2 separate regions of the Homo sapiens genome follow, and region 2 is linked to region 1. A link is a loop called in an ENCODE intact Hi-C map of the cell type or tissue named here. Cell type or tissue: heart left ventricle. All regions are shown on one strand. Links, peaks and the distances in the headings refer to the core of each region. The heading gives the core; the rest is flanking DNA.

Evidence for each region. Hi-C counts contacts between places; a loop is a spot of excess contacts. Peaks named below come from ENCODE experiments on the same cell type or tissue, not always from the same donor. Only the 100,000 strongest peaks of a DNase experiment are listed, where the experiment ranks them.
Region 2: it touches region 1 in a loop (4-fold over the local background); 3 of 110 quality-filtered maps call a loop at or near these places.

What each region holds. Positions count from the first base shown.
Region 1 is chr17:35,949,040-35,961,224 of GRCh38, reverse strand. No RefSeq gene overlaps it. Among named protein-coding and RNA genes, the nearest start is that of LYZL6, 11 kb to the right of the region's middle. RefSeq lists a silencer at 8-226. In heart left ventricle, for the core only: no CTCF peak of the experiment used is centred there; no DNase peak of the experiment used is centred there.
Region 2 is chr17:35,891,655-35,903,839 of GRCh38, reverse strand. No RefSeq gene overlaps it. Among named protein-coding and RNA genes, the nearest start is that of CCL5, 17 kb to the right of the region's middle. RefSeq lists a silencer at 11,629-11,829. In heart left ventricle, for the core only: no CTCF peak of the experiment used is centred there; a DNase peak (open chromatin) is centred at 4,896; H3K27me3 peaks cover 1,605 bases.

The DNA.
Region 1 (12,185 bases), core at 2,534-10,533:
CTGCAAGCTCCGCCTCCCAGGTTCACACCATTCTCCTGCCTCAGCCTCCTAAGTAGCTGGGACTACAGGCGCCCGCCACCACGCCCGGCTAATTTTTTTTGTATTTTTAGTAGAGACGGGGGTTTCACCGTGTTGGCCAGGATGGTCTCGATCTCCTGACCTCGTGATCCGCCCCCACCCCCAGCCTCCCAAAGTGCTGTGATTACAGGCGTGAGCCACCGCTCCCGGCCTAGAATCTTATTTTTATCACCATTGTTCTTGGGTCTTTTTTCATTTATTCTGTTGGTACGTAGCAAGCCCTGAGGATATTCTTTAATTCTGAGTAATGCTTTTGTATTATTTATGATAATTTCCTCACCACCCTTTCCTCTATTCTCTCCTTCTACAACTCGTATTAGTCAAAAATTAGATTTCTGGCTGGGCACGGTGGCTCATGCTTGTAATCCCAGCAGTTTGAGAGGCCAAGGTTGGTGGATCTTCTGAGGTCAGGAGTTTGAGAGCAGTCTGACCAACATGGCAAAACCCTGTCTCCAAAAAAATACAAAAATTAGCCAGGCGCAGTGGCAGGCGCCTGTAGTCCCAGCTTCTCAGGAGGCTGAGGCAGGAGAATCGTTTGAACCTGGGAGGCGGAGGCTGCAGTGATCCGAGTGGTTTCTCTAGGTTTTGAATCTGTTGCTACCCTGTGGGAATACACACAGAATTCACAAGACAAGGAGAACTTGGCTTCTGTCTACAGAAGAATTAATGTGTATTGTGGCTTAGTGCTACTTACATTATATTTGTTATATCATTTCTTCATTTTTACCTTAACCCTATGAGGTACATTATTATCTCATTTTACAGGGGAAGAAACAGTGGCTTCAGTGATTAATTTTTTCAACGTCATACTGTTAATAAATGTCAAAGCTAGGATTCAGAGTCAGTATTCTCCCCTATAAGGTGAATACTATTGTTATCCCCATTTTACAAATGAGGAAACAGAGGCTCTGAGATTAAATAACTTGCTTGAGACCATAAACTAGTACATGACTGAGTCAAGATTTAAACTGAGGCAGGCAGCCTCCAAGTCTATACTTTTAACCACTACGCGATGCTGCCTCTCTAGTGTGGCAGGAAGGATTTTTGTTTAGTGCTATTCTGGAAAATCCATCCATCATTGATTGTGGCTTCGAAGCAAGAAAGTTATAATGAAGGTGTACCTTTCAGTCATTTTGCTGACCTAAAGTTCTTTAAAAAAGGTTTTTATGCAACTAGAAGTTCCCAACACATTAAACAAGTTGTCACTGATTTACTGCTTAGATTAAGAAGCTAATATATCGAAATGAGCTCATTCTAGAAAATAGCTAATTTTAAGAAGAGTCACAGAGATACAAAAAGCAAAGGTTTTTATTTTCCCCCAAGGAAACCTATGTAAGAAAAAATTAAATGTCATCCTTGCCAAGAGACAAGTTCTGTACTATACTGGGGGGTGTCAAATGATCATGGTTCCCAAAATTGTTGCTGTCACTATTAAAGCTGTCAGCCAAAGAAGTAATCATTTCAGTAATCCTATAATATTAAGCATTTTAAACATAATGTGGAAAAGTAAGCCAGAAACACACACACATACATACACAGAAAATGAAGAACAATAATGAAGAACAAGATTTTATTTGTGTTGTGGCGATTTTTTTTTAAATATTTACATTTAGGAGAAATGAGATCCAAACTAAACAACAAATACCCCATAGATGATGTTTTATAAAATTTGTCTAGGGCTTTTCTCTAAAAATTAATACTGAAGTTTTATTTTCAGACCCAGATTTCATCTACATTTGGGATACTGAATATGGGAAAACAGCCTTGTTGTTCATCGTTAATTTCCATATTATTTTTATTTTCTACCTCTTCCACTGGAATGGGTCAGTGATTAAATGTTCACCACTGTATCCCCAGCTCCTACACAATGCATGGCACATAAATATTTGAATGAAGAAACTCTAGTCAATTCTCTGTACTGAGTAATCTTTCTAAAACATTTGCTTTTGCTACTTAAAGCCAGCAAATAGCTCCTCCTTGCCCTTGAATGAAATCCAAACTCTCTTCTTAAAATATTATATGAATTGTAATGAAAGGACCTTTGCTTTCGCCAGGACCAGATATTTTAGACCACATAATTCTTTGTGTGTGGGGGCGGGGGTGAGGGGGGCAAGGGCAAGGCAGATGTTGTCCTGTCTACTGTAGGATATTTAGAAGAACTATCCTTGATCTCTGTCTACTACCAATAGCACTGTCTCAACCCCTAGTTAAGACAACAAGAAATGTCTCCAGAAATTGCCAAATGTTTCCTGGGGAGCAAAACCAGTGCAGGTGGAAAACCCCTACCATGCCCTATCTTCCATCATTCCCCACTCACTTATACTCTAACCACACAGAAATTGATTTTAGTTCCTTGAAAGTAAAAAGCTATGTCTTGCCTTAGGGCCTTTGCACACACTGTTTTCCTCTGCCTGGAAAACTACCACACCTTGGTTCACTCCTTGTCCTCCTTCATGTCTCAGCTTAAATATTGCTTCTTCTAAGAAGCTTTTTCTGACTCTCCTAAATTACCTTAAGGTGCCCCAGCTGTGTGTTGCCCCAGCACACTATATTTCCTCTCTTCTAGTACTTATCACACTATTATTATTACTTGTTTAATTGCCTCTGTTTCCTGCTAAACTGTGGAGGGTAGACAAGGGTCATAACTATATTATTCATTATTATAGCTCCAGAACCTAGCACAATGCCTGGCATACAATGTTCAATTAATATTTGCAAATGAGTGAAAATGCCAGTATTTTCCATTAGGAAATCTTGCAGCATTCAGCTGGGTGCTTATACATAATAGTGGTTCTCGACGAATGTATAAGTCAAATCAGAATCAGATTCATGTGCCCCAGGAATGAATCTTGTTAGAGAATATGGAATTCCACCAATCCTCTGAGAGAGTTTCATAAACTGGGGATTGAATGTACATAGACTGTTTATATTGTGCCAGATCTGTTTCTCTAGGAATGCCAGATGAACTAAATAAATTAGCCACTTTTCTTTAAAATTTGTATTTGGTATTGGCCCTAACCTCCTTTGGCTCAAGTAATCAGTAATCTATAATTGAATAGTAACAATCTACAAGATACAGCTATTTAGATCTAGAATTATAACAAAGCTAAGCATTACCCTCAACTCTGCTATAGTTAATTAAACAACAGGGCTCTTACTACCACCCATTGAAGCTTACTATAAAGCCTAAATCAAAACAGTGTGTTACTAGTACACAAATAGACAATAAACAAGTGGAATAGAACAAAAAGTTCAGAATTAGACCCAAGGGCATGCAACACTTAGTGTATGACAAAGGTGGCATTCAGATCATTGGGATAAAGGTGGGCTTTTTAATTAAATGAGCTGAGACAACTAAGTAACCATATAGATAACTCGTATCTCACACCATGCTCAAGAATACACAAATGGATTAAGGATCTAAAGGGTCTGAATATCTAAAGATAAAACCATGCAACTAATGGAAGAAAACTTAGTAACTTTTTATTTAACCTTGGTGAAGAGAAAGGCTTTCTAAGATCTAAATCTAGAGGAACAGAAGAAAAGATTGACAAATTTGGCCACATGAAAAAAATTTACCAGCCTGGACAACATAGTAAGACCCTGTTTCTACAAAAAAAAAAAAAAAAGAAAACAACTAGCCAAGCGTAATGGTGCATGCCTATAGTCCCAGCTACTAGGGAGGCTGAGGTGGAAGGATTGTTTGAGCCCAAGAGGTCGGGGCTGCAATGAGCCAAGATCATGCCACTGCACTCCAGCCTGGGTGATAGAGTGAGACTCTGTCTCAAAAAATAAAAAATAAAACTTTTAATGTTGCATGACCAAAAAAATACCACAAAGTCAAAAGACAAAGACAACTGATAAACTGAGATAAAATATTGACAAAATACCTCAAAAGTACAGGCAACAAAAGGAAATACAGACAAATGGGATGACATCTAAACTAAAAATCTTCTGCACAGCAAAGGAAACAATTAACAAAGTGAGGAGACAATCCACCGAATGGGAGAAAATGTTTGCAAACCATACGTCTAGTAAGGAGTTAATATCCAGAATGTAAAAGGAACTCAAACAATTCAACAGCAAGAAAACAACTTGATTAAAAAATGGGCAAATGACCTAAACAGACATTTCTCCAAAGAAGGCATACGAATGGCCAATAGGTACGTGAAAAAAATGCTTAGCATAACTAATCATTAGGGAAATGCAAATTAAACCACAACGAGATATAATCGCACACCAATTAGAATGACTTTTACCAAAAAGATGAAAGATAAGTGTTGGCAAGAATGTGGAGAAAAGGGAACTCTTTACTTTGTTGGTGGGAATGTAAATTAGTGCAGCCATTATCGAAAACAGCATGGACATTCCTCAAAAAACTGAAAAAAGAACTATCACATAATCCAGTAATCCTGCTTCTAAGTATATATCCAAAGAAACGGAAATCAATGTCAAAGGGATACCTGCACTCCCATGTTCATGACAGCATTATTCACAGTAGCCAAGCTGTGGAACCAACTTGAACCAACCAAGCTGAATGGATTTTTTAAATGTATTATTTTTTAAAAAGCAGTTTGGAAATTTCTCAAAGAACTTAAAACAGAGCTACCATTCAACCCAGCAATCCCATTACTGGGTGTATACCCAAAGGAATATAATTTGTTCTACCATAAATACATGTGTGCACGTGTTCATCACAGCACTTTTCACAATAGCAAAGCCATGGAATCAACCTAGATGCCCAACAGTGGTGGCCTGGATAAAGAAAATGTGGTACATATACACTATGGAATATTGTGCAGCCATAAAAAAGGAATGAAATCATTCATGTCCTTTGCAGCAACATGGATGCAGCTAGAGGCCATCATCCTTAGCAAATTAAAACAGGAACAGAAAACTAAATATTGCATGTTCTCACTAAGAAATGGGGGCTAAACATAGAGTACCCATGGACACAAAGAAGAGAACAACAGACACTGGGGCTCACTTAAGGGTGGAGAGTAGGAAGAGGGTGAGGATCAAGAAACTACCTATCAGGGGCCGGGCACCGTGGCTCATGCCTGTAATCCCAGCACTTTGGGAGGCCCAGGTGGGTGGATCATCTGAAGTCAGGAGTTTGAGACCAGCCTAGCCAGCATGATGAAACTCCATCTCTACTAAAAATACAAAAATTAGCTGGCCATGGCGGCAGGGGCCTGTAATCCCAGCTAGTCAGGAGGTTGAGGCAGGAGAATCTCTTGAACCTGGGAGGCAGAGGTTGCAGTGAGCCAAGATGGCGCCATTGCACTCCAGCCTGAGGGATGGGGCGAGACTCCATCTCAAAAAAAAAAAAAAAGAAAGAAGGTAAAAAGAAACTACCTATCAGGTACTATGCTCACTACATGGATGACAGTCATTGGTACACCAAACCCCACACAATGTATCCATGTGACAAACCTGCCCATGCACTCCCTGAACCTAAAATAAAAGTTGGAAGAAAAAATAAACAGAATTTTAAAATGTGATATGTGTATGGATATGTTATGTGTGTGCGTGTGTGTCTGTGTGTGTGTTAGTAATGAACAGACTCCACAATAAAGGACTCAAAGTGAGTAATCAGCATCTAACTTGGCACTGTTTCTTGGGTCTCCTTTGCAATCAGCCCCACTGAATTCAGAAATGCCAGCAGCCATTTCACAAACCCAGGCGGCCACACAGGCCCCACTGCCTCCATTCCCACCACTATGGCCAGTTGAAGTGACACACGCAACTCATCTTCCTGGCCAGGGCCATTCGAGAGCAACAATAGATTTTCAGTGTAGACAAAACAGCCTTCTATGGGAAGATGGTGCTGTCTAGGACTTTTATAGCTATAGAGAAGTCAATGTCTGCCTTCAAAGCTTCAAAAGACAGGCTGACTCTCTTGTTAGGGGCTAATGTAGCTGGTGACTTTCAGTTAAAGCCAGTGTTCATTTACCACTCCAAAAATTCTAGGGCCCTTAAGAATGATGCTAAATCTACTCTACCTGTGCTCTATAAATGAAACGACAAAGCCAGAGTAACAGCACATCCATTTACAGCATGGATTACTGAGTATTTTAAGCCCACTGTTGAGATCTATTCAGAAAAAACATAACTTTCAGAATACTACTCCTCATGGACTGTACATCTAGTCACCTAAGAGCTCTGATGGTGACGTGCAAGGAGATTATTGTTGTTGTCATGCCTGCTAACACAACATCCGTTCTTTAGCCCATGGATCAAGGAGTAACTTTACTTTCAAGTCTTGTAATTTAAGAAACACATTTCATAAGGCTAGAGCTGCCATAGATAGTGATTGTTTTGATGGATCTAGGCAAAGTAAATTGAAAAGGAGTTTCTTTTTTTTTTTTTTTTTTTTTTGAGACTCAGTCTTGCTCTGTCTCCCAGGCTGGAGTGCAGTGGCACAATCTCAGCTCACTGCAACCTCCACCTCCCGGGTTCATGCCATTCTCTTGCCTCAGCCTCCCAAGTAGCTGGGACCACAGACACCCGCCACCACCTCTGGCTAATTTTTTTTTTTTTTTGTATTTTTAGTAGAGACGGGGGTTCACCATGTCAGCCAGGATGGTCTCGATCTCCTGACGTCGTGATCCGCCTGCCTCAGCCTCCCAAAGCGCTGAGATTACAGGCGTGAGCCACCGTGCCCGGCCTGAAAAGGATTTCCAAGATTTTCATCTGGAAAGGATTTACCATTCTAAATGCCATTAAGAAGATGTGATTCATAGGAGGTCAATATCAACATTACTAGGAATTTGGAAGAAATTGATTTCAACCATCATGGATGACCTTGAGAGGTTCAAGACTTCAGTGGAAGAAGTAACTGGAGATGTGGCAGAAATAGTAAGAGAACTAGAATTACAAGTGGAGCCTGAAGATGTGACTGAATTGTTATAATCTCATGATAAAACTTGAATAGATGTGGAGTTGCTTCCTATGGAAGAGCAAAGGAAGTGGCTTCTTAAGATGGAGTCTATACTTAGTGAAGATGCTGTGAGCATTGTAAAAATAACAATAAAGGCTTTAGAATATTACATATCCCCTGGAAAGGGGGCTGAAGCCAGGGAGCCAAGTGGTGTTGCTCAGCGGGTCCCACTCCCACGGAGCCCAACTAGATGAGAACCACTGGCTTGAAATTCTCACTGCCAGCACAGCAGTCAGAAGTCGACCTGGGACAATGGAACTTGGTTGGGGGAGGGGCGGTCGCCATAACCAAGGCTTCAGTAGGCAGTTTTCACCTGACAGTGCTGAGACTGGGAGGTTTGGACTGGGTGGAATTCACCACAGTGCAGCAAAGCGGCTGTGGCCAGACTGCTTCTCTAGATTCCTCCTCACTAGGCAGGGCATCTCTGCAGGAAACGTGGCAGCTCCAGTCAGGGGCTTACAGATAAAACTCTCATCTCCCTGGGACAGAGTACCTGGGGGAAGGGGCGGCTGCAGTCACAGCTTCAGTGGACTGAATCTTTCCTGCCTGACGGCTCTAAAGAGAGTGGCTGATCCTCACAAGGAGGATTCTCCCAGCACAGCACACCAACTCTGCTAAGGGACAGACTGCCTCTTCGAGCGAGTCCCTGACCCCCGTGCCTCCAGACTGGGAGAGACCTCCCAACAGGGGTTGACAGACACCTCATACAGGAGCGCTCCGGCTGGTATCAGGCCGGTGCCCCTCTGGGATGAAGCTTCCAGAGGAAGGAACAGGCAGCAATCTTTGCTGTTCTGCAGCCTCCACTGGTGATACCCGGGTGAACAGGGTCTGGAGTGGACATCCAGCAAACTGCAGCAGACCTGCAGAAGAGGGATCTAACTGTTAGAAGAAAAACTAACAAAGAGAAAGCGGCAACAACAACAACATCAACAAAAACAACCCCCCAACAAAACCCCATCCAAAGGTCATCAGCCTCAAAGATCATAAATCCACAAAGATGAGGAAAAACCAATGCAAAAACGCTGAAAATTCCAAAAACCAGAATGCCTCTTCTCCTCCAAATGATCGCAACACCGCTCCAGCAAGGGCACAAAACTGGATGGAGAATGAGATTGACAAATTGACAGAAGTAGGCTTCAGAAGGTGGGTAATAACAAACTCCTCTGAGCTAAAAGAGCATGTTCTAACCCAATGCAAGGAAGCTAAGAACCTTGATAAACGGTTACAGGAACTGCCAACTAGAATAGCCAGTTTAGAAAGGAACATAAAACATAGCACGAGAACTTCGTGAAGCATACACAAGTATCAATAGCCAAAGTGATCAAGTGGAAGAAAGGATATCAGAGATTGAAGACCATCTTGCTGAAATAAGGCATGCAGAAAAGATTAGAGAAAAAAAGAGTGAAAAGGAATGAACAAAACTTCCAAGAAGTATGGGACTATGTGAAAAGACCAAATGTACAATTGATTGGTGTACCTGAAAGTGACAAGGAGAATGCAACCAAGTTGGAAAACACACTTCAGGATATTATCCAGGAGAACTTCCCCAACCTAGAAAGACAGGCCAACGTTCAAATTCAGGAAATACAGAGAACACTACAAAGATACTCCCTGAGAAGAGCAACCCCAAGACACATAATCGTCAGATTCTCCAACGTTGAAATGAAGGAAAAATGTTAAGGGCAGCCAGAGAGAAAGGTCAGGTCACCTACAAAGGGAAGTCCATCACACTGACAGCAGATCTCTCAGCAGAAACTCTACAAGCCAGAAGAGAGTGGGGGCCAATATTCAACATTCTTAAAGAGGCCAGGTATGGTGGCTCACACCTGTAATCCCAGCACTTTGGGGTCACCTGAGGTCAGGAGTTCAAGACCAGCCTGGTCAACATGGTGAAACCCCGTCTCTACTAAAAATACAAAAACTAGCCAGGCATGGTGACTTGTGCCTGTAGTCCCAGCTACTTGGAGGCTGAAACATGAGAATTGCTTGAACCCAGGAGACAGACGTTGCAGTGAGCCAACATGGCGCCACTGCACTCCAGCCTGGGTGACAGAGTGAGACTCCACCTCAAAAAAAAAAAAAAAAAGAAAGAAATTCTTAAAGAAAAGAATTTTCCACCCAGATTTTCATATCCATCCCAACTAAGCTTCAGAAGCAGAGGAGAAATAAAATCCTTTCCAGACAAGCAAATGCTAAGGGATTTCATCACCACCAGGCCTGCCTTGCAGGAGCTCCTGAATGAAGCACCAAATACGGAAAGGAAAAACCAGTACCAGCCACTGCAAAAATACACCAAAATATAAAGACTAGTGACACTATGAAGAAACTGCATCAACTAGTGTGTAAAATAATCAGCTAGCATTGTGATGACAGGATCAAATTCACACAACGTTCAGCCAAGAGCACAGATGGTTTTTTAAATGAAATCAGTAAAAGAATGCTTTGTCTAAATATCACAATTTTTTTTTTTTTTGAGATGGAGTCTTGCTCTGTCACCCAGGCTGGAGTGCAGTGGCATGATCTCGGCTCACTGCAAACTCCGCCTCCCGGGTTCACGCCATTCTCCTGGCTCAGCCTCCCTAGTAGCTGGGACTACAGGTGCCCGCCACTACGCCCGGCTAATTTTTTTTTTTTTTTTTTGTATTTCTAGTAGAGACGATGGGGTTTCACCATGTTAGCCAGGATGGTCTTGATCTCCTGACCTCGTGATCCGCCCGTCTCTGCCTCCCAAGTGCTGGGATTACAGGCATGAGCCACCGTGCCTGGCCTAAATATCACAATTTTTATCTTTAAAATGATATCTTCTTACTTTAGGATTTTACAGCTGATTTGCTCAGCTGTGCTTAGCCTCAACGTGTGGAATCAACTGAAGTGAAACATGATGAAAGTTTACATTGATTTAGAGGTTCACTGTTTGCTTATTAGCAAAGGAGATTTGTACCCAGGTAGACATACGCCGTGGCATTCACTGTTCATTGAAAGGACAGATCAATTGCTGACAAGTTTTCTCTTTAGGTTCCTTACGTTGTGTTTAAGATAGTTAAAATGAAATAGGTAAAATAATCACCAATCTATCTAAAGAAGAGAGTGGAGATTTTTAAAATGCAACCTCTGATTTCCAGTTTCCACATTGTGCTCAGACTTCATTGCTTCACTCACAAGCAATTCCTATCTTCATCTTTATATATGTAGTAACGTTTCCTGTGGTGTTTTTTTTTCTCTTTAATGAGAAGGATTTCAGGTGTTTAGGCATGATGTGGCTTATTCAAGAATAAAAGGAAAAAGAGAAAGAGGAAAGAGGAATCCATGGATTAAAAGATTTAAAAGACATCGACTAATCATAATGTGTGCATCTTATTTCAATCCTGATTTAATCAACTTTAGAAAAGGCTTTTTGACATAAAACAGTTGAAAATTTGAACACTGACTGAATATATAATGATATTAAAGAACAATTGTTTTAAGAAAGATAGAGATAATGTGTGACCAGCGCTTGATAAAGAAGAACCCAACCCAAAATCTATTATTAGAGAAGGCTGCGGAGTATGAGAGAAACAGACTGTGCTGGGAATCCTAACCCTGGCGTGGCCATCAGTGCGCTGTGGCCTTGGCTGAATCCCTTTCCCTGCCCAGACCTTGGTTTTCCCATCTATGAAGTGAAGGAGGGGACCCAAGGGGCCTGTTTAACTCTGGCTTTCTTTTGCTTTGTCCTCCTGTCATGGGCGGCCATGGAGCCTTTAACTCAGGGCCTGTATCAACACCACCATGCATCCACGAGAGAGTAAAATGGGCAGAAGAGTGCTTGATGGGCACAAGCCCAGAGCTGTTGGCTTCTGCAGAACCCAGAACAGGAAGGGTCACCTCCCTGAGGCACCTGGCCTGGAGAATCAACTGCCTGATCCCAGGTATGCCAGGTCAAAGCCAAGGGGAAGGAGAGAAACTGCTGGAGGACTTTCTCTCACAAACCGTGGGCATGTGTTATCTGCCTACCAGGATGCTTTCACCGTGTTCTGATGCTTGAGAACTTCTGGTGAGTTCCCTGGGCCTCCATCCTGGTCTGGTTACCTTCTCAGGACTCCAGGTGAGTTGGGCTGCATGTGACAGACCCATGTGTGTGCAAATGAACAATGTCACTGGATTGCTACATCACTGACCCTTCAATTCCTTGTTGCTGGCCTCTGCCCACCTGCCTTTCAGATACCGTCATTATGAAAGTATCATCCTTAACACAGAACCTCACACACTATAAGTGCTCCATGTAAAGCAGTGAAGGGGTGGAGAGGGGAACCTCCCTCTAGGACCATCATAGATGCTTAACATTCTCTTGAAGCCTGACAAGCTTTCTCCAGAAGGCTGAACTATAATACTCACCATCTGCTACCAACACCAACCAGTTTAACACATGAACTAAATAACCAAGAAAGAAAAACACTTCCCTTTAAGTGGGTACTGCAGAGCAGTAGCTAGATCCATACGTTAGTGTCAAATCTGGATTCAAATCCTGCACTGCCTCCTATCAGCTCTGTGACTTTGGGCGTTTCTTAACTTCTCTGCAGCTTATTCAGTAAGAATGCTGTGAAGATGAGATTATTTCCTTCATACAGTGTTTGGCATTGTGCCTCACCCACTGGGAGGGCTCAATGTGTGTCCACAACTGCTTTTCTTTTTCTTTTCTTTTTTTTTTTTTTTTGAGACTGTGTTACTCTCACACCCAGGCTGTAGTGCAATCATAGCTCACTGCAGCCTCAAACTCCCAGGCTCAAGGGATCCTCTTCCCTCAACCTCAGGAGTAGCTGCGACTACAGGCCACCACACCTGGCTAATTTTTGTAATTTTTTGTAGAGATGGGGCCTCGCCATGTTGCGCAGGCTGGTCTTGAATTCCTGGGCTCAAGTGATCCACCCACCTTGGCCTCCCAAAGTGTTGGGATTACAGATGTGAGCTGCGCCTGGACCTTTAGGCATTTTTTAACCTCTCTGTGGTTTATTTTGTTTTGTTTTGTTTTTGAGACGAGTCTCGCTCTGTCTCCCAGGCTGGAGTGCAGTGGCGTGATCTTGGCTCACTGCAAGCTCCGTCTCCTGGGTTCACGCCATTCTCCTGCCTCAGCCTCAGGAGTAGCTGGGACTACAGGCGCCCGCTACCACGCCCGGCTAATTTTTTGTAT
Region 2 (12,185 bases), core at 1,775-9,774, 57 kb after region 1:
AAAAATACAAAAATTAGCTGGGTATGGTGTCGCATGCCTGTAGTCCCAACTACTCAGGAAGTTGAGGTGGGAAGACCACTCGTGCCCAGGAGGTTGAGGCTACAGTGAGCTGTGATTGCACCACTGTACTCCAGCCGGGGGTACAAGCAAGGCCCTGCCACAAAACATAAAAATAAATAAATAAATAAATAAATAAATAAATAAATAAATAAGGAGTTATTGAAGGAGATCTCTGCAGTCAGAAAAATCTGGGCACAAATTGTAGGGGAGGAAATATAATATCTTTTTCTCACCCATCGCGAGTTTCATGGCTGAGGCCCCTATAACAAGACAGATTAACAAGAGAAAGCATACAAATTTATTTATGGTAAGTTTTACATAAAACAAGAGACTTCAGAAATGAAAATCCAAATACTAAAGAAAAACTACTTTTATGTACAGTCATGCAGAAGTATGATTAGAAGACAAAAGGGTATATTCTAATGGTAATAAACTGAGGGAGGGGAAGACTTATCAAGGCCTGTTTGCTCAGATTCTTCTTGGCCTCCAGGGTTGGGGAGGACCTCTCTGGAATGAGGATCTTATGACCTATTTTCAGAGGAGGTAGATCAGAATTCTTTTACAGCCTGCTTCAAGGGAGAAAGGTGGGAGGAGGTCAGAGAGTGACCTCCCTGTTTCTGTAGTTTTCTCAGTTTCTTTCAGCTTAAAATAATCAGTAGGCCAAGGTGCCACATTTTGGGGTAGCATGCTCCATACCCCATCAAGATCATGTTCCAGTAATCAACTTCTGTACAGAAAAATCACCCCAGAACTTTAAGCTTAAAACAATAACCATTTCTTATCTCTTACAATTTTTGTGGATTAGGAATGCAGGAAAGGGTTGGCTGGGAGGTTCTGGTGTGGGGTCTCTCAGGTAGTTACAGTCAGACATTAATTCTCTCTCTCTGTCTCTCTCCACATGGTCTCTCCAGCATGGCAGTCTCAGGGTAGCTACACTTCAAAGGCTTCCTGAGCCAATATTTCAAAAAGAATAGCAAGCATCTGGGCAACATTTTCTAATCTAGCGTTGAGAATCATTCTGATCCACGTATTGAGAATGTTGCAAAGATCCAAGAACAGAGGACCTACTTTCCACCACTTGATGGTACAAATATAGAATTGTGGACATGTTTAAAACCACCACTTAATTCATCTATAGAATATAAAGAATAATAACAATATCCAGAGAGGGTTGATCTGAGGCTAAAATAAGATAAGGTATACTTCATTTCCCCATTTCCCTTCTGGAGCTTCCTGAGATCACCTCTCAGTAAACTACTTTCACTCAGCCGGGCACAGTGGCTCACGCCTGTAATCCCAGCACTTTGGGAGGCTGAGGCAGGTGGATAACCTGAGGCTGGGAGTTCGAGACCAGCCTGGCCAACATGGTGAAATCCCGTCTCTACTAAACATACAAAAATTAGCCGGGCATGGTTGTGCATGCCTATAATCCCAGCTACTCAGAAGGCTGAGGCACGAGAATTGCTTGAACCCAGGAGACAGAGGTTACAGTGAGCTGAGATCACACCACTGCACTCCAGCCTAGGTAACAGTGAGACTCTGTCTCAAGAAAGAGAAAAAAAATACTTGCACTCAAATCCTCTCTCAGGTTCGGCTTCTGGAGGAGCCAACCTAAGAAAGGTGGGAAAGAAAGAAAAGTCAACTCCTAGATTGTTAGCCTGACCCGTTGAGCTTCATCATTTTAGCTTAAACAGCCACATTTATGGAGTATCTGCCAAGTACCATGTTACATATTTTAGGCCAATTCCTAATCATAGCCACATTGTGTAGTGTATAGCATCATCCTCATATCTCCGATAAGAAAACAGCCTTGGAAACGTCAACCAGCTGCCCAGAATTAGGCAGCTAGTAAGTGGTGGAGCTGATTTGTAAAGAACAGGAGATGAAGGAGGCAGAAAGTCCACACTGCTTTTTGGCATGGCTGCCCAAAATGTGGGGTTATGACAACTCCTATTTCCATGTGCCCCACCTCCCAACTGGAAAGTTCCTATTTCCTCATAGGGGGATTTTTTTTTTTTTTTTGAGACGGCGTCTCGCTTTGTCTCCCAGGCTGGAGTGCAGTGGCGTGATCTCAGCTCACTGCAACCTCCGCCTCCCAGGTTCAAGCGATTCTTCTGTCTCAGCCTCCCAAGTAGCTGGGATTACAGGTGCCCACCACCACGCCCAGCTAACTTTTATATTTTTAGTAGAGAAGTGATCTCACCATGTTGGCCAGGCTGGTCTCAAACTCCTGACCTCAGGTAATCCACCCGCCTCGGCCTCCCAAAGTGCTGGGATTACAGGCGTGAGCCACCACACCCGGCCACAGCGGGGATTTTTAATGGTACTATCATTCAACTTGTCACTGATGGAGAAAGTGGAAGAGATGGAGAAAGAAAAAGAAAGAGCAAAAGTATAGACGATGAGAGAGAAAGTTTACAATGTGCCAAATACCGTTCAATTCTTTAATCTTCCCAACAAGGCTCGAGGGACACATTAGCTAATATTATCTTTTACTTTTCAGAACGGGAAAGGCCACATTCTATGGAACAGTAAAGAGAAAATCCAGCCACCCTGATACCCAGTGTGTCTAGGTCACGCCCTGCCTCACTGTGACTCAGACTGTCTCTATGTTTTCCATTTCTTTTCTTTTTTCTACTTTTTTTTTTTTTTTAACAAAACAATTCCATGTCCTACTTTCTGAGCATATCCTGGCTGGTCCCTGCAGGGAAATTAAGCCTTCTTAAGGGGTTGGAGCCATCAAAAAGCAGCTGCAGGACAGAAAAGTGAGGGTGTGAGCTGTCAGTGTTTCTCTCCTGTTTTCAGAAGCACTGACAGGATTTTGACGAGACAAACGGGTGGTTAGAGTGTCTGCAGCGATGGGGCTAGAAAGCAGCCTGTGTGTCTGCAACATGAGAGGGAAGTTTTATGGCTGGAGGACTGTGTGTTTATGTGACCCTGGGGGTAGTTCTTCATCATTAATCATGTAGCAGTGTCAAAAATGTACATGTTACAACTTGGACGTGCAGAAAAGAGTTGCTATTTTTCAGTAACTGAGCTCACACTGGAGCACCCACTCTCACCAATGGTGGAAGAAACATTTGAACAAGGGTAATTAAGGAAAATGAGCTCCTCTGAAATGAAGCAGTTTCACTTCAGGTAAATATTCATGGCCAATGTGAAGTTCAAACTCCTTGTCAGGACTGTTTCTTACCTCCCAGGGTGGCTTCAGGATGCAGGGCGTCATGCAGAGGGTGGGGCATGGTTCTCATTCTGCTGACTGCAGCTGACGTGTTGACATATGGCTCATCTCACCTTGCTCCGGGACCCTCTTGATGCTCCAGTGCCACAGCTGGCGGACCCTGTGGTCTGTTCTCTTGCTGAGGCCAGAACCCACAGCCACTTGCTGCCTGGGCCCCACCCAGTTCTCACTGATCTGAGCCTCAGCATGTCCTCTATCCTTTTTAAACTGCCCATTTGGCAGCCTCTGCTATGTGGGCATCCGGAACCTCACCAGAATATCCAAAAAGTCATTCCCATTCTCCATCTCAGATACTGCAAGTAGTCAAGACTCACCCCATCTACATCCCCAAGAACTGAAGGCTCCTGTTACATCATGGCACCTCTTCCTCTGATTCCCAGCTTCCACGGAATTCTCCATTTCTTCACATGCTGCTTCACCCCACGAGGGTCAGGGCCCTCATTTCTTCATTCCCCCAAAACAACCACGATGTAAGGCTATTGGTTGTAACATGTTTACTGGAGATTTGCACACAAGATAGGTATTGAATATAGCACAGAATAATTCAGGTGAGAACTTGAATTTGGATACCAGCCATAAAAATCCCTGCCTTAAAAAACCACTGGCCATTCCCTGACAGAATAAATTAATCTCTCCCTGGCCTGATTTTATTCCCAGGATCTGGCCCACTGTGTTCTAGATCCCTGCACATCTCCCCTCTTCTCTCTCACCACCACATATCCTTACCCCATCTCACACTGACCATGAATGACTTCCAATCCTGTTTCTTACGCAGAGTTAGCCCTCTCTAGGCAATATGAGGTAGGGGCGGGATGGAATGGAGGGATTTCCCTTTTTATAATCACACATGCCCATTAAGGTATTTTCCCCCCTAATCCTAAGAGTAATTCCCTCCCTAAGAATAATTTTGCCCTCATTTTAGATCAGCCAGCTCAATGTTAGGCAGCTTTGCTAAAATAGTTGTGTAATGCCTACAAACATTTTTGTAATGGGGTATTTTTTTGAATCCTCACATGAAGCAGTAGGTAATATTATTATACCCATTTCACAAAGAAACTGAGGCTTAGCAAAGTTAGGGAACGTGGCCACTGAGTGAATCAACAGCCAAGCAAGAACCCAGACCCAGGTCTGCTTCCTCTAAATGCCCATGCTCTCCGCCACTGCCCATCAGGGGAGAAAAGAGATATGTGTCTGCAGCTGACAGGCAAACCCCATCTTCAAAATCAATTCCCAAGTGGCAGGAAAGGCCATTGTACTGCAGGGGCCTCTGCGGAGGGGACAAGCCAGGAGACAGGAGCCCTCGACGCTGGGGAAGCTTGTTCCTGAGGTCCCTACTGGTCCAACACACCATCTTCACGAAGCAACCTCCAGGATTCTCACTCCCAACTCAGCCTGTTCCCTGACAAGAGAGTCCCCACTGCAAACACCAATGCTGAGTCTGCCCTGGAAACAGCCCCCTTTGGGCTGACCACACTGTCTCTAGACCTCAGAACTATAGAGAGGCAGCTGCAAACTTGAGGCTCTCCCGGACTGTTCTGATCAACGTGCATCCCTGGCAAGGAGGCACTGTGCCTTTCTACCTCTACTGGGCAAGGGGCCAAGCCCAGAGAGGGCATCAGTGTTTGCTGAACTGAGTCCAATTCCAACCACTACTGTTTCCTCCTTCCTTTGTGATAAAGGGCTCCAGTAGGCTGAGCTGATCTCAGTGACTGTGAGCACAACTACTTCCATTTACTGAGCACCTAGTATGTGCCAGGCATCATATGCAATGACCTTATCTGGTCCTTACCAGTCACGTGGGCTCAGTAGAAAGTCAGTTCATTTTATAGATGAGGAAACAGTCCAGCAAGAGCACAGCAATTTCTTGAGCTTTTACAGCATAAGCAGCAGAGGCTGGAATTTGAACCAAAGTTTGTACAACTCCAAAGACTATCCTGTTTCCACTATGAAATACCCTCCATCAGAGGAGATAATGTCTACCACTCCTTCCCCGGAGATGATGAAATATCACTCTTCTTCTTTTGGGGGAGGGCACGTATGGTTGTTTTTGGTGTCAAAATATGATTCTAAAAGCCCACTTCCCTGATGTGGTAAAGGGTGGGGTGAGGGGTTGGGTGAGGGGGCTGGGGCAGGAATGAGCCACTGGGTGAATCATGCACCTCAACCTCTGCTGAGAGAGCCTGAATCTCTTACTGGCCTGAGGGGGTAAAAGAAGCTCTAAGACGGGCTGAAGCTCCATGGGAATTCTCCCTCCAATACCTGGGTAACCCCCTACCACATGACTTATTAGAAATAGATCAAATATGCACATGATACAAAATTCTAAAGATACAAAGTGGTATACAAGGAAAAGAAGGTCTCCCTCCTACCGCTGTCCTCCAGGCCTCTCTCCCATTACCCTTCCTAACAGGAAGGGAATTGTTGCCAATTTCTTATGCAGCCTCCAAAAGCATTTACAAACATAGATGAGTCTCTCTCTTCTTTTTAAACACACATACATTGTAGCATACTATGTAAGCCATTCTATCCTCCTTGTTTCTTTCATCTAGTGTGTCTTAGGGATTATTCATTTCTGCAAGTATGAAGACTGCCCTTTTTTTTTTTTTTTTGAGACTGAGTCTCACTCTGTCACCCAGGCTGGAGTGCATGGAGTGCAGTGGCGCGATATCGCCTCACTGCAACCTCCACCTCCTGGGTTCAAGCGATTCTCCTGCCTCAGCCTCCTGAGTAGCTGGGATTACAGGCACGCGCCACCACACCCAACTAATTTTTGTATTTTTAGTAGAGACAGGGTTTCACCATGTTGGCCAGGATGGATCTCTTGACCTCGTGATCTGCCCACCTCGGCCTCCCAAAGTGCTGGGATTACAGGCGTGAGCCACCATGCCCGGCCTCCTCATTTTTTTTAGTAGCAGCCTGGCATTCTGTTATATGGAAGTGCCAGAATTATTTCATTAGTCCTTTATTGATAAACTTCAATCTTCACTATTACAAACCATGAATATTTTGTATAGATCAAGTTGTACATATGTGACTACATCTGTAAGATAAATTCCTAGAAGTAGGAATACTAGTGCTTATTAAATACAGTATGTACTTTTAAATTTTTTCAAACTTTATAGAGGATGTAGCAATGTATAGCCCATCAATAATAAAAGGCACAGCCGGGCGCAGTAGCTCATGCCTGTACTCTCAACACTTTGGGAGGCAGAGGTGGGCAAATCACCTCAGGTCAAGAGTTCAAGACCAGCCTGGCCAACATGGTGAAACCCTGTCTCTACTAAAAATAGAAAAAATTAGCCGGGTGTGGTGGCACATGCCTGTAATCCCAGCTAGTTGGGAGGCTGAGGCAGGAGAATCGCTTGAACCCAGGAGGCGGAGGCTGCAGTGAGCCGAGATCGAGTCATTGCACTCCAGACTGGGAAACAAGAGTGAAATTCTGTCTCAAAATAGTAATAATAATAATAATATAAAATAATAGTGATAATAATAAAAGGCAGTCAAGGGAGTGCTTTTTTTTTTTGAGGTGGAGTCTTGCTCTGTTGCCCAGGCTGAAGTGCAGTGGCACCATCTTGGCTCACTGCAACCTCCGCTTCCTGGGTTCAAGTGATTCTCCTGCCTCAACCTCCCAAGTAGTTGGGATTACAGGCACGCGCCACCATGCGCAGCTAATTTTTTGTATTTTTAGTAGAGACGGGATTTCGCCATGTTGGCCAGGCTGGTCTGGAACTCCTGGCCTCAAGTGATCCGCCTGCCTTGACCTCCCAAAGTGCTGGGATTACAGGGGTGAGCCACTGTGCCCTGCCGGGAGTGCTTTTTAGATGAGGAAAAAGCCGGAAGAGACTAGCTGAGAAGTAAACAGGCAGGCCCATGCCTGGCCCAGAAATTCATCCTAGGACCAGTGAAGAAGATGAGCCAGCACCACCAACAGCCTGTTTCCTACAGGCAAGCCACCCGTTTCACACATGAGAAAACTGGGGCTCAGAGAGCCGACTTGCCTCACTCAGGGTTGTGGCCTGGAACGCTGTAGGTTCAGGGCTAATTCCTCTAGACAGTATATGCTTCACCCTCTGACCTCAAGCTGTGGTCTCCTGTGTTGGCTTGGCTACAAGTTGGAGCTCCTTCCTATTGTGGGCTGAAAGTAGTTGAGCCTACCACATGGTTCAGAACTTCCCCTGGTTATTTCATTCCCACATACAAGAAACCAGCCCCAGTCCCACACATACACACTCACACAGCTACTATTTCCAGCTTCCTTGGGGCCCACAGGACCTTAAGCGTCCACTTCTCTGAGGCAGGTAGCAGTGATGACCCTGGACATTCATCGACCAGCCTAAGGAACTGAAACACAACAGACCCCTGCACAGTTACCACCAGATAGCGGGCAGCGAGGGCGTGAAAGAAGTCAAAGCACATTAGCCACAGAGCTACCAGCCACTCAGGAAACAGAAGTCACCGTGGTGAAATAATTATCTTTCTTTGTATCGGAAAATGCCTTCACATCCATTAACTCATTTCACCTCCACAGTTCTCTGAATTAGACAAAACACGGATTCTTATATTCATTCTTCTTGTTGAGCAGATAAGGAAAAGGAAATATGCCTTTTCTAGAGAAGCAGAGACCAGAGGCCGACCCAGGTTTTCTGGTGCTTAATCCTGGTCCCATTTCTGCCCCATGTTAAGCAATCTCCTGGCAGTATGAGATGTTCATAAAAATCAGCTCTTATCTGCCCACATCCAGAATTAGTCACCATGTCCCTAGCAATGTTGTTTTGAACCCTCCAGTACATGGACGTATATGCATTCCTTTCTCTGTATCTTTTAGCTTCATAGCTGCGTCCTTTGTGAGGATACTCTTGGGATGTTTCTGAGTGGTGTCATTTTACTGTATCTAAGTGCCTGGCATGGCCTCTGGAACACGATGGGTACTCAATAAAATTGTGTTGCTTGACTGGCTGAGAGAATGGATGATATATGGATGACAGGATGAATGAATAGGTGAACAGATGAATGGATGGATGAGTGGGTGGGTGGGTGACTGGTGAGTTGAGTATTGGTTCACTTGTTTACTTGTTTTGCTTTTATTTTTCTACTAGCATCCATTACCCCTTCAAAATCACCTTGACATCTTTTTATGCAATTACTTCTTCCTTCCAGGGTATACAGTCTCAGCAGTACGACATATCAGGGACGCTAACTTCTCCCAGCCAAGAAGCAAGCAAATGACACAAGATTAGCTGGTCATACTCCCTCTCCTAGGACTGTGAATCCTTAGTAGAGTGAGACGAGGATAGGAAAATTAACTGGAATACATCTATATCAACAGTGGTTGGCCGGGCGCGGTGGCTCACGCCTGTAATCCCAGCACTTTGGGAGGCCAAGGCGGGTGGATCTTGAGGTCAGGAGATCGAGACCATCCTGGCTAACACGGTGAAACCCCGTCTCTACTAAAAATACAAAAAATTAGCCGGGCGCGGTGGCGGGTGCCTGTAGTCCCAGCTACTCGGGAGGCTGAGGCAGGAGAATGGCGTGAACCCGGGAAGCGGAGCTTGCAGTGAGCCGAGATTGCGCCACTGCAGTCCGCAGTCTGGCCTGGGCGACAGAGCGAGACTCCGTCTCAAAAAAAAAAAAAAAAAAAAAAAACAGTGGCACCCTGATGGCACTGCCAAGTAGTTCCTGCTGCCCACAAACACAGAGTGTTTCTGGTTTCTCACTTGTCATTTTTCCAAGCCAAGTTCTCCAATATCCTACCCATTCTATGAGCTACTCAACATTACCCCCAATACATTACTTTCCTGATTAAGTTAGTGTGATATAATTGTGTGTGTGTGTATATATATCTATAATTATATGTATATAAGTTTTCATCCACAGTTCCTGGCCTATAACTCCCATAGCCCTTTTACAGTCATCTGTTATAATGTTGGGACACTTTAGGCCTTAGAAACAGGCCTCAGGAAGCAGAATTTCTCTCTCTCTGACCTCTCCTGCCCTCCTTTCACCTGCCCAAGGCAGGGTTCTAATCTAATTGTGGGTCATAAGACCCTCATTCCAGAGAGGGCCCTGCCCCATACCCTGGAGGGAAGGAATGCTGCACAGAAAGGCCGAAAAGAATCTGAGCAGACAGGCCCTGATGGATTCCACCCTCGGTCTGTTAGTATTAAATCATACCCTTTTTGCCCAATCACATTTTGACATGGTTGTCCATGCTTTAGTCATGCTTATCCAACGAGTGTATAAAAGGCCCAAGAAGACAAGGTTCAGAGAGCTTCCGGATAGCTGAACGCATGGAGGCTGACAGGACAGTGAAGGAGAACTCATCCACGCGCTGGGCGAGTGGTGCACCCCAACTCCACAGGAACGGAAGCTCCTCCAGATCTTGCCTTGTGTTATCTTTCCATCTGGCTATTTATTTGCATCCTTTTTAAATGTAAGTAAGTGCTTCCATGAGTTCCGTGAGCTCCTCCAGCAAATTAATCAACCCCGAAGAGGGTGGGTCATGGTAACCCCAACTTGAAGCCAGCTGGTCAGACATTCTGGAAGCCCAGACTCGTGACTGGTGGGAAGGAGGGAGCAGTTCTGTGGAACTGATTCCTCAACCTGTGGTTTCTGAGGCTATTTCCAGGTAGATGGTGTCACAGTTGAATTAACTGGTGGACACCCGGCTGTGTCCACTGCAGAACTAATTGCTTACTTGGTGTGTGGGAAGAAACCCCTACATATTTTGTCACAGAAGTCTTCTGTATTATTATGGTGTAAGAGAACAGGAAAAATGCATGTTGACTGTTTTTTCCACACTCCCAGTCCACAAAAGTTTTCTCCACTTATGAACAAATAATGTGTGTGTGTGTTTTTTTGTTTTTTTGTTTTTTTGTTTTTCCTGAGACAGGGTCTCACTCTGTCATCCAGGCTGGGGTGCAGTGGTGTGATCATGGCTCACTGCAGCTTCAATCTCCCAGGTCCAAGTGATCCTTCTACCTCAGCCTCCCAAGTAGCTGGGACCACAGGTGTGTGCCACCATACCCAGTTAATTTTTAAATTTTTTGTAGAGACAGGGTCTCCCTATGTTGCCCAGGCTGGTTTTGAACTTCTGAAGCGATCCTCTCACCTCAGCCTCCAAAAGTCCTGGGATAACAGGCATGAGCCACTGTGCCTGGCCATGAATACAAAGAATTTTAACAGACACAAGATGCAGATATGAAGGAATAGATGAATGAATAGACGCGTGCTGGACAGGATGGAGTGAAGGGATGTGTGAAAAGGTAGGAATGAGTGGGTAAGCGGAGGAGGACAGTGCTGCTCACAGAAGTTCATGAGCTAAATGGTAAAGTGAGTCCTAGGCCTTTGATGGATACGAGGGAAAGAAGGTATGTTACTCCCTCAGCCTTACCCATAGGAGAAGTAATGTGAACTGATTTTAGGAGCAAACAGGAAACTTACCCCCAAATCTCACTCTAGTATACTAGAAATCCTTTACTTTTGTATCTTTTAACTAAGAGGGAAATAAATAACATTGTCAGACCCTCATTTCACAGATGAGGAAACTTAGGCCTACAAAGGGCAAGTGGTTTGCCAAAATGTAACAAGTGGGTTTGGAGCTACAATGGGACTAGAGCTTAGGTCTCTTAATTCCCATTCCTTGCTCTTTTCACCACCCAAAGCTGACACTAGAAGGAATGACTACGGTGCAGAATTTCCAAACCCTAATTTGAGGAAATTCCCCAAGGGGACTTTTTCATGCAAGCTGGAGAGCCTCAAAAATGCAATGAATGCCTAGGAAGGTTCTAAGGGCCCTAATATTCTAACCTGAACACTAGAAAGCAGGGCAAGCAGCATAGTGGGGAAGCAGGGGACTGGGACCCCCGTCCCTGAGAATGGAAGTAATAGGCAAGAAGCCAAGGGGCTTCCCAGGACAAGCTAAAAAAGAGCAGATCCAGACTACAACTACAGAATCCTGTAAGATTCTGAAACTTTGTCACTTCCTTTCTAAGGCTTCCTTCCTAAGCCTCTCTGTGAAACTCTTTGAAAAGGGGTATGTGGGCTAGCCTGCAAGGACAGCCAGAAGGGAGAAGGATCACATCCCCCTCCGTGGCCAGGCTCTGAGAGACAGAAATCCAGTGAAGGACAGAGCATGGGGCTGAGTGTCTGTAGCCCACTGCATTGAGGGCAGGAGAGCTCAGGGCAGGTCTGAGTCATCACCATTTTCTGTGTGTTTCTTCCTAATAAGTGAAATAATGTGTAGTGTCTAGCACGGTGCCTGACAGCTCACAGAAAATCCCCAACTTCCCCTCCCCCACCGCCATGCCTTCTAACTCTCGGTGAGATGAACATCTCTACTGGGAGGGGAAGCCATTGAGGGAAGAAATGCTGGCACCTTGACATTTGGGGAAAGAAAGGGAAGGAATTGTTTTCCAAGTATCTACTTTGTGCCAGAAATGGTGTTGGGCAATTTACTGATTGCCTCATTTAATCCTTTGACGTATCCTAGGAGTTAGGTATTCTCAGCCCCATTTCCAGAAAGCAAACCAAGGTGAAAAAGAGTTAATAATTTGTTCAAAGACATATGGAAAAGTGCCAGGCATGGTGGCTCACGCCTGTAATCCTAGCACTTTGGGAGGCCAAGGCGGGCAGATCACTTGAGGTCAGGAGTTCAAGACCAGCCTGGCCAACAAGGCGAAATGCTGTCTCGACTAAAAATACAAAAATTAGCCAGAAATCACTTGAATCTGGGAGGCGGAAGTTGCAGTAAGCCAAGATCGTGCCACTGCACTCCAGCCTGGGCAACAGAGTGAGACTCCATCTAAAAAAAAAAAAAAAAAGTCATACAGAAAGGGTTGGATGTGGTGGCTCACACCTGTAATCCCAGCACTTTGGGAGGCCAAAG